2 separate regions of the Homo sapiens genome follow, and region 1 is linked to region 2. A link is a loop called in an ENCODE intact Hi-C map of the cell type or tissue named here. Cell type or tissue: B cell. All regions are shown on one strand. Links, peaks and the distances in the headings refer to the core of each region. The heading gives the core; the rest is flanking DNA.

Evidence for each region. Hi-C counts contacts between places; a loop is a spot of excess contacts. Peaks named below come from ENCODE experiments on the same cell type or tissue, not always from the same donor. Only the 100,000 strongest peaks of a DNase experiment are listed, where the experiment ranks them.
Region 1: it touches region 2 in a loop (1.8-fold over the local background); 2 of 110 quality-filtered maps call a loop at or near these places.

Annotation. Positions count from the first base shown.
Region 1 is chr20:37,803,154-37,806,066 of GRCh38, reverse strand. All of the region lies in intron 11 of CTNNBL1 (catenin beta like 1), which reads right to left. Among named protein-coding and RNA genes, the nearest start is that of VSTM2L, 99 kb to the left of the region's middle. In B cell, for the core only: no CTCF peak of the experiment used is centred there; DNase peaks (open chromatin) are centred at 1,246 and 1,956; H3K4me3 peaks cover 1,862 bases; H3K27ac peaks cover 2,500 bases.
Region 2 is chr20:37,756,424-37,759,336 of GRCh38, reverse strand. It overlaps CTNNBL1 (catenin beta like 1), which reads right to left. Exons shown (of 16, transcript NM_030877.5): 5 at 1,681-1,778. Among named protein-coding and RNA genes, the nearest start is that of CTNNBL1, 64 kb to the right of the region's middle. In B cell, for the core only: no CTCF peak of the experiment used is centred there; a DNase peak (open chromatin) is centred at 1,546.

The sequences.
Region 1 (2,913 bases), core at 193-2,692, 47 kb before region 2:
ATGAAAGACCCTTCACTCTAGGTGTATGACTGACTGACAACCATCAATCTGAACTGAAATCAACTGTATTGACTTCAACCTTGTAGGTTTCTGAGGAAAGCCCCAAACCCATGTTTGTCCTCAATGAGCCTTTCAGGGAAATGGTTGTTCATTCACACAGTCAAGAAACATTTACTGTGCATCTATCACATGCCAAGCACCACGGGACCAGGCAATGGGATCTAGAGGGGACAAGGCCATTGGTTCCATAATTTCAAGGGCTATGAAGGCAGAGTCCTGAGACCAAGAGTCCACTGAACAGAAGATTCTATCCTAGTCTACGGGTTCATGACATGCTTCCCTGAGAAAGAGACATCAAAACTAAGGACCAGGCCGGACACAGTGGTTCCTGTCTATAATCTCAGCATTTTGGGAGGCCAAGGTGGGCGGATCACTTGAGGTCAGGAGTTCGAGACCAGCCTGGCCAACATGGTGAAACCCCATCTCTACTAAAAATACAAAAAGTAGCTGGGTGTGGTGGTGGGCGCCTGTAGTCCCAGCTACTCATGAGGCTGAGGCAGGAGAATCGGTTGAACCTGGGAGGCAGAGGCTGCAGTGAGCCGAGATCGCATCACTGCACTCTAGCCTGGGCAACAGGCCAGGGAAAAAAAAAAAAAAGGAAAAAAAAAAACAAAAAACAAAACTAAGGACTAAGGACAACTAAAAGATAGCCAGGCAGACAGGGTGGAGAAAAATCACTGCACATGGAGGGAAGAGCATGCTGGAAGCCCGGGGGCAGGAATGAGCTGGGCATGCCCACCAGTATTCCTGATGGTCTGAGGCCACTGTGCTCTAGCTTAGCACACAAATCTGGCCCACTTACGTGAGAAGGGCTGGCACTCGGAGGCCAACAAAGAGCACAGTCTTACCCAGAGGACAGGACAAAGAAACCCTGCACAGTGCGCACTGCTCTGCTCTGCCTCCATTCTCACTCTGCCATTCATGGCCGAAGGCCGGTTTGTAGGAGTGGCAGCAGCTGGCAGGGGTGGCAGGAGTGGAGGGCTGTGCTTTCTCCTTGGAGTTCACTTCTGCTCTCTGGGTACTGGTCCGCTCAGGATGCAGAGCTCATCCTCCCCAGCCATTACAGCCTGAACATGCCTTCTAGGAGACGTCTTACCAAGCCATTGCCCTCACTAACATAATGTTATCACATGCCTAATGCGGTTACTCTAAAGCAAATGGACTGTTACCAGCACGCCACCGGGCACATTTTTCAGAAGAAAAGCAGCTGCTCACTGAATCTGTCACTTCCTCCTCTTCTCAGTGCCATGACCGCAGAGCAGGAGCCTGCTAAGGGCTGTTTTCCTTCACACTCTGTTCCAGCACACTCAAGATGCAGCCTCAGGTCTCTCAGTGGAACCCAGCAGGTCAGCCACAGCATCCACCCTGAGGAGCTTCCTGGCTCACAGGCAACCCTGACAACCAGGGCTTGTTCCTGAGAATCTGAAGGTGTGGCTATCAGAGCTTCTAGTTCACTAGTCCACTTCCCTCATCTTACAGACCAGAAAGGAAAATGCAGTGAAGGGAAGTTAAGCCAAGGTTCCAAAGTCGCACACCTAGTTAGCTGTAGAACCCACAGCTCGGCTGCCTTCCCAGTTCATCTCCTCTAAAAAAAAAAATAAGGATGCCACCAATACTTCATAGGTTGTGAGTTTTAAATATGATAGCGAATAGTGCAGCCGGGCCAGGAAAGTGGCAGGCTTTCACTAAATGTTGACTGTCTGAAAAGTTTATCTCCTAGACCTCCAGGACCCCCTCCATTCCCTCTCCCAGGGACTCATTTTGCTGAATTTTCAGTGGGGAAAATCTAGCACGGGGTTAACATATTTATAGCTAGTGTTTGGTCAAAATGAGTTAAACTGAAGTCTCTACTTGTTCTCAGGTCTCTAGGCCACAGTATTTGCAAGGCCAGTTCCTCTTTTGCTCCAGCCAGATTTCCTGTTGTCTCTGGAGAGTTGATTTGATAGAGAAGATATCACTGAAGATAACCACTGAAGGTAGGTCACACCACCTTCCCTTTAGCCACTCCAAGTTGGGAGAGACTAAGCCAAGTCAACTGGAAAAGAGAGAGGCGGGAGTTCTCAAACTTTCGTCTATGAGGATGAGGAATGCAAAAGATCCTGCAGATACCCATGCCAATTCCACCAAGCACTGACAAAAAAAAAAGCCTCCTAAACCATGGGACGAACATTGCTTCTGAGAAAACAGCCAAATGAGCCAGTCAGCTCAGCTTCTGCTCCTCTCTCAACACACTACCTCCCCACTCCTCTCCACCCGCTCCCCACACTTTAAAATAACCATCCAACCATGTAAATTCCCTGGTGCAAGTGTCTGCCAGCCTCCAGCAGAACTGTCAATGCTCATAAATCCCTGGCCTTCCAGATTGCACTGTGGCTATTTACTGGGGAGAGGGCTGCAGCAGGCCACTAGACAACAGCAGGAAGAGACTGGCCTAGCAGTAACTACTCTGGTTACAGCGTCACAATTCATGGCAGCATTTTGCTGGGAGCGTGCACCATCAGGGAGGAGAAACATAAAAGGGGAATCTGGGCTATAAATAGTTTATTTCGGCAATTCCTGATGTTGGCTGAATCATACTTTAGTACAGAAATACATGAAAGCACCACTCTGGAGGTGACATGTGTTGCCACCTCATTACTCTTTTCAAAAGGGTCTTCCATCAGAGAGACACCTCGCTACAAATTATAGTGAAGAAAACAAAACCCTCACACACAGACTTATTAACAGTCCAGAAGGAAATGGAATGACCAGGATTCAAACAAGCAGAGAACTGGTGCAACAAAGGCTATCAGTGACCTGGGGTCTCTTTTTCATTCATGAAAAATAAGAAAATAGTAAGAAAAAGGTAGCACT
Region 2 (2,913 bases), core at 126-2,625:
TTCAGGGCCATGTAATTAACCTCTGGAAGGTAAGACTGCACAAACGACACTGCAGGGACACAGAGTAGGAGCAAGTGCCACAGTCTTTCCTCAGACGCCCCTCAAAACAAAACGACATCCCAACATCATCCTCTTCTTTCTGCACAGTGGTTCAAACGAAAAATAAATGCCCTGAATTCTACAAAAGTAGCAGTTTGCTCTCTAAAGGAGCCTGAAAGAAAAATGGCCATAGAAATTTTCATTATATTCGGTCATAAATGGCCCTGCTGGACACTAGCCTCACTCTCTGTAAGAGCCAGTTCTTCATAACCAGTGGGTTCACAACCCCTTCATTCACACCAAATGCCAACAGCAAGCACGGCACATGGGAAATTTCTAGTGTCGAGAACATTATGAGAAAGGGTGAGGAGGGGGTGGGCAGTGTAGCAGTGGGGTTTCGGGATCATCTGGGACCCCAGGCCCAGCCATTCTGATTCAGTGGGTCTTGGGTAGGACTAGAAAGTAGCCAAACAAGCAGCCCAGGTGCTTCTAATACTAGTGGCTGGAGTAATCTTTGATCAACTGCTAACTGAGTCAAAACCAATACTAACATTCTTACCAGAGAGAAAAGACAAGAGAAACAACAGAAGAAGAACAATCCACAGAGCCTTGAGGAGGGATACAGCTCTGCAGGTGGACAGAGCTCCACAGGTGGTATCAGGGTAGGGGCTGGACTAGATGCACTTCTGCCGCTGGCCAGCTGGGGTGCCTTTGCAGCTTTGTGGCCCTTTCTGATCACCAGTGAACTGGGGAATCTGGGGCAGTGGAAACAGAATTGTGTTGGGGATCAGAACATGCAGTCTCTTTTATCAGCTGTCACAGGACGGGCTGAGCGACCCAGCGGGAGGCTTCACTTCTGCAGCTGGGTTTCCTCACATGTAAGGCAGTTTGCCTAGCTGGCACCTGGTCACAGCTGCGCCTCACAGACCAACTCCTCTGGGTTAGCTGCTGTGTGGATCAATAGCTAAGGAACATTCTGAGGCCTTGCCTAGGCTCCTCAAAAGATGGCAGAAATCAACTGCCTTGTCGTCTACAGGCAGGGAATGCCATTCTGGCCTCAATGAGCTATAAAGTTTGTTCTTATTTTCGACATTCTCCAATTCCTCTCTGATGACCTATCTGTAAAATAAGTAATAATAATAATACCTGTTCTCACTGGCACTTGGGATTAGAAAGTCCAGATGAGAAAAACATTTGTGAAAGCTCTTTGTAAAAAGGTCAGTAGCAACAAAAGAGAGGAGGGAAGAAAGGGGCAGAAAACATAGAGTCTAGGAGACCACAGGTTCAAATCCTGGCTGTGTGACCATGGGCCATTTGTTTGGCCTAAGTCACAGCTTCATGGCTGTAAATGGAAATAATAGCAATAATGCCCATGTGAGAGGATGTGGTGAGAAGAATGAGAAATGGCCCTGCCCACAGCAGAGACTTAATAAGGGCGAGGCCTCTACCTGACACAGTCCCAAAGCATAAAGCACTGCCCCAGCCACATCTCTACTTTTTTACTCTCCTTATTCACTCCAGCCTCACCACACTCCAGCCTTGCCGTGGAGTTCCACCTGGTGGCCACTCTCCGAGACGATGGTGGTGGCAATGCCAACAACTTATACAAACCTGCAAAACCCCAGAGGATGTGCAACTTACCAGAGCATCGATGAGCACTTCTGCTCCCTCTTCACTCTCATGGAGGGTGTCTATATCTGTTAATTCCTGAAGCAAATCGACCACAGCTATGGACACATGTGAAAAATGTTAAGGGTATAACACACATACTGAAACGGTACCAGTATTTTTCTTAATCCTTGATTCCCTTCCGTTTCCTCATCAATTGCTTTATCACCATCTACCTTTAATAGACTCCAGTTTTATTAACATCTCTTCAACAAGGTTCTACCCACAGCAGGTGTTCATTAAATGTTAACTGACTCACTCAGTCTCTTGCCTTATGCTGCCTTCCTGGCTGCTTAGTCCACAGGTTCACTGAATTTTCACAGATTTCAAAATTTTAAATAGATCGCCTGGGAAGTCACTTCCAGTGAGAAATAGGCCAACACCCTCAACCTCATCTCATAATTTAAATTCTTGAAACTCAGTATAATCTTAACTACCTTGTACAGTTCACCTTTGAAGGCAGTAATAATTTCTGAGAAGAGGTGGCTGATGTTCACCAAGGAGTCTTCAGAGATCAGGACATGATATAATTGGTTGAAAACAAAGGGAAAAATTTATATGGAATTGGGCTAGTCCCCACCAACCTCTGTCCCTTCAAATGTCACACTGCTGTGAATATAAAAGGAAGAATACAGAATTTAAAATTGTGCAAAAATAGGAAAAGGAAAGGGAAGTACAGGGCCAGGCACAGTGGCTCATGCCTGTAATAACACCCAGCACTTTGGAAGGCCAAGGCAGGAGGACTGCTTGAGCTCAGGAGTTTGAAACCAGCCTGGGCAACATAGTGAGACCTTGACTCTACTAAACATTTAGAAAAAAAAAAAATCAGCCAGGCATGGTGGCACATGCCTGTAGTCCCAGAAACTTGGGAGGCTAAGGTGGGAGGCTTGCTTGAGTTCAGGAGATCGAGGCTGCAGTGAGCTATGATCGTGTCACTGCACTCCAGCCTGGGAAACAGAGTGAGACCCTGTCTCAAAGAAAAAAAAAAAAAAAAAAGAAAGGGAGAGAGAGAGAAAAGAAAAGAAAGGGAAGTATAAAGAAAAGAAAACATGAAGGAGAGAAAGAGTTATATTTGGAAACTGGGTGGCAGAACTAAACTTATAAGTTTCCTTTCCCTCACCTTAAAACTCCCTCTCTCTCTCTCTCACACACACACACAGACACACACACACACATACACACACGGGTGCACACACACACAACGGG